Regions from separate parts of the Mus musculus genome. Here region 1 is linked to region 2. The links are chromatin contacts, found by Hi-C or POLR2A ChIA-PET in ENCODE. All regions are on one chromosome and are shown on one strand. The core of a region is the stretch at or near the end of the contact, and the rest is flanking DNA. Distances in the headings are between cores, read along the strand shown. Region 1 holds the start of Cyp20a1 (cytochrome P450, family 20, subfamily a, polypeptide 1). Region 2 holds the start of Nbeal1 (neurobeachin like 1).

Region 1 (4,984 bases), core at 527-3,026, 160 kb after region 2:
ACTTAGGACTAAAAAACCCAGGTTGGGGGGTGGGGGTGGGGGGGGGGACTCAGTGCTGGAGCAGTACCAGGCAGGTACCAGGCATGATTTTGATTTGGGACTGGGAAGGTTGAGGACCAGATACCTTGAGAAAGTGGTACCTAAAGTTATATAGCTATGGTGCTGGAGAGATGGCTCAGTGGTTAAGAGCACTAAACTAGCTGCTCTTCCTGCAGTCCAGAGTTCAATTCCCAGCAACCACATGGTGGCTCACAACCATCTGTAATGAAATCTGACGGCTTCTTCTGACATGCAGGTGTACATGCAAATAAAGCACTCATATACATAGAATAAGTAAATCATTAATGTTATGTAGCTACACTGTATATTTCAAATTTTTATCTGCTGTTGATGTGGGCCATCATTTTGATGAGAAATGTCTTTAAAACCGATTTAAAAAACAAACCCTTGAAACACTCAGGGCAGTTTGAAATACATTCAGAGTTAAAAGCACAGCTCTTGCTGTGTGAGGTGGCCCATGCCTAAAATTTTAGCGACTTGTAAACTAAGACAAAATCAAACGTTTGAGGCCAACTTGAGCAATGTAGACAGCTTTGTCCCAAGACAGGAAAAAATGTGATTTCCAATCGACGAAATCTTGAGTGGAAGTATTGTTACAGCTTCAAAAAGATATGGCATGTTTTCAGTGAGGTATGATTCCTTCTTAAGCAGTAGTCATTACAGGAGCTCTAACTGCAATTCCAAATGACATGCCAAACGGTATCAAGAAAATTTGATATTCAAGCTATAAAATCTATAAATTGTTTTAGGATGCTTTCACTAAATGTAGTGCCAATAAGTATCAGGCTTTACCTTATACTAACCCATGTTAAAATTTCTGAGTTGGATAGAACAGAAGGATCTCAAATTACAGTAATGCTCTGACCAAGCAATGTTTGAAAAACATAAGCACACAACATTGCTTTGCCAGTGCTCAGTGCTTCCTAGAACGCCCAATAGTACCCTCCACTGGCTACTCTATATGGTATTATTTTGAATGAATTGATTTTGATTTAATGAGGCAGGAGCTCAGGTAACCTAGGAATTGGTTATGTAGTTGGAAATGACTAAACACTTGATTTTCTTGCCTCCACCTTCTGACGCTGGGATTACAAATGTGTGCCAACCAGCCAGGTTTATGTGGTGCTGGGGACTGAAGCCAGAACTTTGTACTAGAAAAGCAATCTACCTCCCCAGCCTCTGGTTTTCAGTTTTCCATAGAAGAAAATGGAGCTTGCTAAATTCAAGGAATTTATTGCAAATTATCAGTAACAGAAATCCTACCCACTGTCTGCCACCGTGGCCAGAAATCCTACCCAATGTCTGCTACCGTGGCTAACGCCTTTAATTCCAGCACCAGGAAGGCATCTATTAGTCAGAGGCCAGCCTGGTCTACATAGTTCCAATCTAGACAGGGATACATAGTCAGATCCTGTCAAAACACAGAAACCAGCCACGTTCACTGGAGCGCTTTTGAGCAATAAGGAGCATCTAACGGTGCCTAGCTCTTCAGCCATGCATGCAGGTGTCCAGGTGAGACTGGCTTCGGTTGTGAGTCCTACTTAAATGTACTTAAGTCTACTTTGTGCAAGCGGACTGGTGTCGCACGCAGCTTGATTCTAGCCAGGCCAGGGTGGGACCCGGGCCTGGAGGTTTCCTTGTGGCCTGTGAGTCGCCAGCAGACCAAGGGTGACGCCCAGCACGGGCGTGGCGGGGCGACCGCGGCTCCTATTCGCCGACCGCCTGAGGCCACCTCCCTCCCCAGCTGCGGGCGCCACCACGGAGCTCACGGCCGAGGACCGCGCGGGCGGGCGAGAGGAAGCATGCTGGACTTCGCCATCTTCGCCGTGACGTTCCTGCTGGCGCTGGTGGGAGCGGTGCTGTACCTCTACCCGGTAACTCCCAACTCGGGTTTCGGGGGTGCGCCTGCGCCGCGAGGACCTGGGCGGGCGGTCGGCCGGGAGCGCTTGCGGAAGAGCCACGTGGCTCCGCCCCGGCGTGCGTTCCCCGTGCGCATGAGTGCTGTGGTCGCTGAGCTGTGGTCCTGGGCGGGTCCCTCATTCTCCCTGTCCCGGACGGGTTTTGGGAGGTGGCGATCAATTCATTACCTTGGGTGACTTTGGAGACATTGACTTCTTCGAGCCCCAATCCCATTTGCTTCTACATCAGGGGAGAAACTCCTTCCATCTTTTCCTAGCATCCCCCTGCATATGCCCCGGCACCGTTGTTGGAATGGGCGAGCTGAGCTCCCCAACCCAAACTTTGTCCACCTGTCCTTTTCAGAGGGGAACCTCTCAAAACTCCGGAGTTACTGTTAAGGAACTTCCTTAAAGTGTATTGTATAAAGCTGGGCGTTGCATACATCTGTAATCCCAGCCCGGGGTGAGGAGGATGGGGTGGGAGCTCAAAGCTCACCCTGGACTACATCAAACCCTGTCTTTAAAAGAATATGTATGTACAAAGTGTGGTGGATTTATGGAAAAGTGGAAAGGTAGTGAACAGCCCCGGGTAGATGAATGGTGATGGAGATGCCCCTTAGAAGTGTCCTGTTCTGAGTTAGTGGTTGATTAGACTAATATAGAAACCACATACCTGAACTCCTGAGAAACAAAACACTGATATGAAGAAGTTGAGAGCTCAGGCCTTTCAAGAATAAGAGGACTGTGTCCTAGCCAACTGGAGCGAATGTAAAACCAGACCGGGAAGACAGATGGGTGTAAATGGCTGAAAAGCTATTCAAAGGACTTTTAAGTCTGCGTTCTACTGGAGGATTTCAATGGATAAGTGGCTATTTTAGTTTAAAGGAAAACTGGGAATGCTGTGTTGGGCCTGTAATCATAGCACTTGGATGGTGGAGGCAGGAGAGTTCAAGGGTTTCTTCCAAAATGGACCTGAGTTCTAGGCCAGTCTGGATCACATGAGCCCTTGTCTTAAATTTTAAAATTTGTATACTAGAAAAAAAATTAAAAATATATGTGGCAAAAAAATGTCTTCAATTCATTCCTTTTAAAAAATGCAAATCTTGGAATCAAGGGATTTTCAGCTTTAAAGGAGAACTTTAATTTGCAGGCTGGCCGTGTCTAATTCCCAGACACTCTGGGAGCTCTGGTGGGAGGATTGTAAGCTTGAAGCCATCTTGGGCAATGAATGTTGTGAGACCCCACTTCAGAACAATCCTAATATTATTAGTAAAGTTTTCTGATAGTCGTCCCGCTACTGTGTTAAGAACGGACTGTAATTATGGGGCTGAGGCAAGGGTGGGGTTAGAGAGAGTAGGCGGAAAGATAACTGCTGTCATTTTGGTGAGAGATGGTGTGTGCTTGAACCCCAGTGTCATAGCACATGGTGAGAAATACAACATTGTTAAGATAAAGCCAGTGAGACGGGATATAAAACTCGAGGCTGAAAGAAGCTGGAAGAAAAACACTTCTGGGGGTGGAGATGGGGACTGGCAGATAGAAGAATGGATTTCCCCATGGAATGTGAAGATTTTGTTTAGTTTGTATCTTGGTGGGAAATTAATGAGGTTTCATAGAGATCAGAAGTTTGGGGTTACGTGAGCCAGGTTTAAGATGCCTGTTTGACATCAAGTGAGACAAAATCAAGTACAAAAGTCTTGAGGTTTAAGGTTAAAAAACCAGACTGGAACAGTTTGGGAACTGCCAGTGTATATATTGTATCGAAGCTAGGAAGTTTGTTCCAGTCTCCTAGAAAATTTAGATGTAGGAAAGAAGAGGTCCAAGGACTAAGCCCAGAATTCTCCATATTAGATAGAGGCTGAAGAGAGGAGTTGGGGTAAGGGAGGGGAGGACCGTAAAGACCCCTGGGGAGGAGCAGTCGGACCCGACAAAGGCAAAGAGTCATCCATTGAGTCAAGTGTGGCAAAATATGCCAAGGAAGCTCAGGCTGGAGAATTCAGGAGTATTGATAATCCAAGATGAGCGGCTCCTCAGTGGGATGATGAGGTGATGGCCGAGCTGGAGTGTACCGCAAGGTCCTAAGGATGCAGAATTCTGTAGAGTTTTGCCCTACTCCCTAACAATTCATTCAGCCCTTAGAGTGGTTCGTATCCCCAATGCGACTGATGAAAAACCTAGGTTTTCATTTATCAATTGGAGATAGGGTTTGGGTTAGGGAAGGGAGTTTGTGTCCACTTCTCTCAGCACTGGAACCCATCTGATGCTGGCCATGGCCAAACGACCTTCTGTGAGTCGTTTGTGCATTGGCCCTGCTATGTTTAGAAAGCCTTGTGTCTCTGGTTTCCTTCAGACCCTTTGGCACTTAAAATCTTTCCATTTCCTCTTCTGAAAAGTTCACTGAACCTGAGGGGAGTGATTTGATGGGGACATCCTGTTTAGGATGAAGTATTCCAGGATCTCTCACTCTCTGCATTGTCTGGCTGTGGCTCTGTGTATTTGTTCCCATCTGCTGCAGGAGAAAGCATCTCTGATGATGGCTGGGCAAGGCACTGATCAGTGTGTATAACAGAATGTTGTTACTCATTTCATTGTTTTGTTCCTTGAGCAGAACAGGAGTTTTTTGGCTTTCTCAGGCACCCAGACCTGCTTAGTCTCAGGTTTTTGTCCAGTGTCAGGAATGGGTTCCATTTCATGGCATGGGCCTTAAATTCAAATCTTGCAAGCCAGTCATCATTGTAGATCAAAGGGATTGTAGCTGGATTGGTGTTTATCTTTCTCTTTGGCAGCAGGCAGAGCTCCTTCCAGTACGCTGAACACTAGGTCGGTGGGGGTGAAGGTTCCAGGTGGGCACCAGCTTGACTTCTCTGTGTTCAATGAGTATGTATGTGTTGTCTTTTGCAAGAAGGTTTTACCATTAGTTGTGTCAAGAAACCAGTAGCCTGGGCTGTTTGGGGTCTCACATGGAACCCTTTTGGTCAACAAGTCAAGTAGATGTAACCCATTCTGGTACTGGAAGCTTCATTTGG
Region 2 (5,282 bases), core at 2,499-4,998:
AAAAAAAAAAATCATTAAAGGAATTTTGACTTAGAATTAGGATAAAATTTCCAGCAAAATTTGAAATGGTTCTAAACATGCTTCTGCCATTTAGAAAATATTTGTGTGTATGTGTGTGTGTGCACATGTGCATGTGCAGCATGGCATTCCTGTGGAGAACAGAGGACTTTGAGGGCTTGTCTTCTACTTCTACCTTATTTGAGACAGGGTATCTTAATGTATTTCCTTTGTTGTGTACCCCAGGCTAGCTCACTCTCTCCCTTCTAAAAATTCTCCTGTTTCCATTTCCCACCTCTCTGTAGGAGCAGTAGGATATTACAGGCACACGCGATTAAGGCGAGCAGGCTTTCTGTTCTGCAGGTTCACAATCAGGTCCTCAGCAAGTGGCTGCATGCCTGTAGTCCCAGCACTCTGGAGGCAGAGGCAGGTGGATCTCTGTGAGTTGGAGGCCAGCCTGGTCTACCAATCAACTTTCAGGACAGCTGGAGCGGTTACACAGAGAAAACCCCATCTCAAAAAACAAAAAAATAAAAAGTAAAACAAACTGAAACAAACCAAACCAGAATCAGTTCCTCACACTTGCACAGCCAACACCTTACCCACGCAGCCATCCTCCCCACCCTCTTGTACTACAGACCTATGAGAATCAGTATTCTCAGCTAAAGGATTATAAAATTAAAACACAAACCAATTTTAAAAATAAACTTAGAGGATGCTGTATGCCCTGCAGTAATAATTAGCTAACATTTAATTTTATGTAAAATATACAAAGTTGCTTTTGTCTGTAGCAAATGATTACAGACAAAAGAGTGGCTTAAAAATAAATTTCAGTATTATCATCAGTAAATGTTTGACTTGCATATCTATTTTGTGTAGCTTTATACCCAGGGTCATTTAAAAAGTTTAGAGTGAAAGCATGTATAAGAAGACCAGTGCTTGGCCGGGCGGTGGTGGTGCACACCTTTAGTCCCAGCACTTGGGAGGCAGAGACAGGCAGATTTCTGAGTTCAAGGCCAGCCTGGTCTACAGAGTGAGTTCCAGGACAGCCAGAGCTATACAGAGAAATCCTGTCTCAAAAAACCAAAAAAAAAAAAAAAAAAAAAAAAAAAAAAAAAAAAAAAAAAAAAGAAGAAGAAGAAGACCAGTGCTAGACAGCAAAAGAAGAAAGTACAATTTAAAGAGTAGTTTTTGTATAAAAAGCTGAAGGAGGGGCTAGAGAGAACGCTGCTTTCCAGAAGATCTTCAATCCAAGCACCCATATGATGGCTAATACCTGTCTGCAACTCCAGCCCCAAGGATACCCTCTGTAGGCACTGCACTAACATAGGTGGAACACACAGGGGTATGTGAGTACACAGACATTCATGTCACATAAAATAAAATCTACAAATTAAAAAAACAAAGAAGCCCAACTGTGGTGGTGCATATTTTGAGTTCTAGCATTCTGGAGGCCGAAGTGTACAGATCTCTATGAGGTCAAGACCAGCCTGGTCTACTTAGCAAGTTACTACAGGCTAGCCAAGGCTACATAGTGAAACTCTGTCCCAAAGCTAGCCAAGGAACTTTGAAGGTATACTTTGCAAACAACTTGTTCTTAACTCTGTCCTGATGGAGTGAAAGTAACTAAGGGCAATGGTGAACAGGTGTGGCAGTGTTAAGAAAACTTTCATCTAACACTCACATATCAACGGGAGAAGAGGCCTTTCAAACCTTATAAAGGCACATTTGTTCTTCATATCACAGAAAGAAGTCTTCAGGCACACATTGTAAATAGCTAGCTCAGCACTGCTAATGGTTTGCTTGTTTTGTGTTAACCCTTAGCCCAGTTGATCCTAGGGAGGAATACAGGGCTTTGTGCTTTTGAGACTATGAGGCAAACACACACACACACACACACACACACACACACAGAGAGAGAGAGAGAGAGAGAGAGAGAATCAGCAGACAAAGAAGCTCCAACACTGAGAATCTCAGAGACAAGGCTGCCCACCTGACCAGAGAAGGAAGAGTATAAACTTTGGAATGATTGATTGCCTCTGTTTCCACTCTGTTCCAGCCAAACTGGCTGGAGATCAGAAGGTAAGTGAATAGGCTGTTGTTAATCAGTTGTCTCCTCAGATCACAGGGTTTTTAAATAATGTTACTGAAGCTTAATGATTTAATTCCCGTCCTCTACTCATTGATGTTTGTTGTGAAGGATAACGGGAACTCTACATTTTGGTGACAGAATCACAAAATTTACTTTCACCTTTGATATCCAAGCTACTGCATGGTCTGCAAAACGGAATTATTTATCCTGTGATTCTTGACAAGAAAAACTTGTAGATTAATCTAATAAGCGAGAATAGATAAGGGCTGGAAGATGGCTCAGTGGTTAAGAGCATTTGCAGCACACAAGACAATGTTCCCAGCACCCATGTCAGGAGCCCCCACCCCCACCCAGACCTCCAGCTCCCAGGGATAAGATATCTTCTGGCCTCAGAGGGTATACAAACATATGTGGCACAAGGACGCACACAGGGCATGTGGGGGCATTAGTATATTTTAAAAATAAAGGTCACATAGTGAACCCCCATGATGGCATTAGTAGCTTTACATTTATTTATCTATTGTGCATGTGTATATGCCAGAGGATAATTTTCATGAGTAGGTTCTTGCTTTCCATTTAGTGAGCTAGGGTCTCTTGTTTGTGGCCAGGGCTCGCTGGCCCTCCAGTCTCCATCTTGCATTTCAGGAGGTCTGGCTTGCACAGCAAGTCATCTCCCTCCCTTTCCTTTCTTCTTCTTTTCTTTTGTGGCAAGGTCTCATGCGGCACAGGTTGGTCCCAGACTTGCTAGGTAGCCCATGTCAGCGCTGAACTCCTGATCTCTCTCCCTCCATCTCCTAAGTGCTAGATCACAGACCTGTTTCTTCAGGGTGGCTTCGATTATTTCTGAAGCTTAGTGATTACATATAGAAGTTCATTTTATTACTTTGTTTCCTTGTGTGTGCTTGTTAGGAATCAAACACAGGGCATCTCAGATGCTAAGCTGCTCTAAAACTGATTTTTTTATATGTTTGTAAAATTTCACAATAGTTTCTTAAATGTTTAGATTTAAAAGGTTAATCTTACGCTTTTCTCCTCTCTTAAAACAATAGCAACAACAACAACCTTAAGAAAGTGTGTGCAGCTAATAAGACTGCCTTTTGCTTCTTTTTCTGAAAGACGGAACTCATTCCGTACAGCAGTCTCCTTGGAACAGACACAGAATGGCAGTGACAGTACAAAGGCAACGACGCCAGAACAGGTAAAGATTTCTTTTCTTCTTTTTTCGCTTTTGAGCTCTGTCCCAGGACCAATCCCATTTCTACAAAGAAATCAAATCGAGATCCCTTCGAGACGCCCTAGGGTCGCCGGTCCTCAGCTGATTCGCAGAGGCGCCGCCAGGCGAGGAAAGTTCCGTCCGCCCCACCTAGCAGGGGCGGGGAGCGACGTCAGCACGTCGGCCCTCACGTCCAGCTGGGTGACTACTGACCGGAATGCCCAGGCTGGCTCCGACCGCTTTCAGAGCCTGAGCGAGGGCACTGCGGCTGCGCAGGCATGCCGGGGGAGGGGCTTCGGGGCTGAGCGGCCCTCGAGGAGCGGCTGCCGGAGGGCCGGGTAAATCCCCAGAGGCCGGAATGATTAGCCCAGGGGCTGCTCCGCCCCTGGCTCCTCCCACCCCGCGTCGGCGCTACCCCGCCTCCGCCTCCGCCTCCCGCCCGGCTTCGGGGTGACACGGGGCTTCGCCGCGGGCAGGGCGGAGGGCAGCAAGTTAGCCCGCGGCGGGGTGGCGCCGGCGGGCCTGTGAGCGTGGTGAGGGGACGCCGAGGTCGGGCGGAGGCTGCCGCGGGGCGGGAAGGCCCGGGGGAATGCGGCGCAGGGCTGCAGCCTGAGGGGCGGCGGCGGCGGGCGAGGGGGCGCGGCCGGCCCGGGCGGGTCTGGCTGCGGCCGGTTGGCGTGGGTCCCGGGTCTGGGTCCCAGAGCGCTCCGGGCCGCGCTTCTGAAGTTGATTGGCACGCCTGACGTTTGTCTCTCTTGTTCGTAACGGGGACGCAGGGAGGAAATGGAAAGGTCCCCGGACTGCTGCGAGGCGGGGTCTGGGGTCGTCCCACGGGAGGTGGTCCTTGCCACGGTGTGTGAGCCCCTTTCTTCTTGGGTGGAGAGGTGGAAGCCAGGTAGGCAGGATGACTTTCGCTGTGTGGATGGTTAAAACAAACAAACCAGGAATTCCTCGGGCCCTCCCCCCACGCCCTGCCCTGCAACGCAGCAAACATTCCCAGCAACTTTTAAGAAGCTGGCGAGAAATCTCGGATATTTGTTGTGTTTGATCTGTGCTCCTGGTTAAAGGAAGGCGTGAGTAGGGAGCCGTCTTCCTTCCCATCTACCGCAGTTTTGGTTGTGAATCTGCCTGGAAGGTTTTAGTATTTTATGTTGATCATTAGTCGTGGTGTGCCAAACAGGAGTTTCTGGAATATCTAATCACATTAAAAATTTATCCCTTTGAATGGGGTGATCAAGGCAGACGGATATCTGGATTTTTTTTTTTCAAATGTGGCTTAAAAAAACTTAGGATATTTTTGTATTTCACAGACCTATTTACGAGACCAGCTACCCCTGATGAAGAAGTGTTGGAGTAGTTGCTGAAATTGACCCTTATTGACCTGAGACAGTCTTATTTGTTCTACGAATTTTTTTTTTTGTTTTTTTTTTGTTTATTCCACTGCTTTGAGCTTTACTGTAACGGCTGATAAACTTGGAAAATAAAGTAATATGATATGGTCTTGAACCGTCTTTTTGAGGAAATATTAAAGTACCAGAGTGGAAAGCCAGAATGGCAGCCAGAGAGAGGCTCTTTGAACTTTGGATGCTTTATTGTACAAAGGTAATTTGCTTTCCTTTTATTTCTGTACTTAAAATTACTTGATTATAAAATTTTGTATCCAGCATTATGACCTTATTGTGTAGTGTGTTTGTGCATATTGATAATCCTGAACTGGCAGGTGTGGTGGTGCATACCTTTAGTCCCAGAACAGAGTCCTAGAACAATGCCGGGCCAGGTGGTGTTATGTGAGTTTGAGTCTATCCTAGTGGACGTAAGACATTTCCAGGACAGCCAGGGCTGCAATTCTCAAAACAGAACCCCAAACAACTCCCCCATCCTGAATTTAAAAAACATGCAAGAGAAATAAATAAATTTTAAAAAACATGTAAGAGATCTTGAATTTCCCATATTTATTTTTCAGTTTTGAGTACATTGACA

What was found. Hi-C counts contacts between places; a loop is a spot of excess contacts on that map. ChIA-PET counts read pairs that join two places held with the same protein, here RNA polymerase II (POLR2A).
Region 1: a map of left cerebral cortex shows a loop between it and region 2 (10-fold over the local background). The contact joins the promoter of Cyp20a1 here to the promoter of Nbeal1 in region 2. A Hi-C loop is called at or near these places in 1 of 37 maps with a recorded cell type or tissue (left cerebral cortex). POLR2A ChIA-PET finds 5 or more read pairs at or near these places in 2 of 5 experiments (both embryonic stem cell).

What each region holds. Positions count from the first base shown.
Region 1 is chr1:60,341,524-60,346,507 of GRCm38, forward strand. Cyp20a1 (cytochrome P450, family 20, subfamily a, polypeptide 1) reads left to right here and starts at 1,777. Exons shown (of 13, transcript NM_030013.3): 1 at 1,777-1,934. The coding sequence starts at 1,863.
Region 2 is chr1:60,176,851-60,182,132 of GRCm38, forward strand. Nbeal1 (neurobeachin like 1) reads left to right here and starts at 3,749. Exons shown (of 55, transcript NM_173444.2): 1 at 3,749-3,835; 2 at 4,613-4,904. The coding sequence starts at 4,854.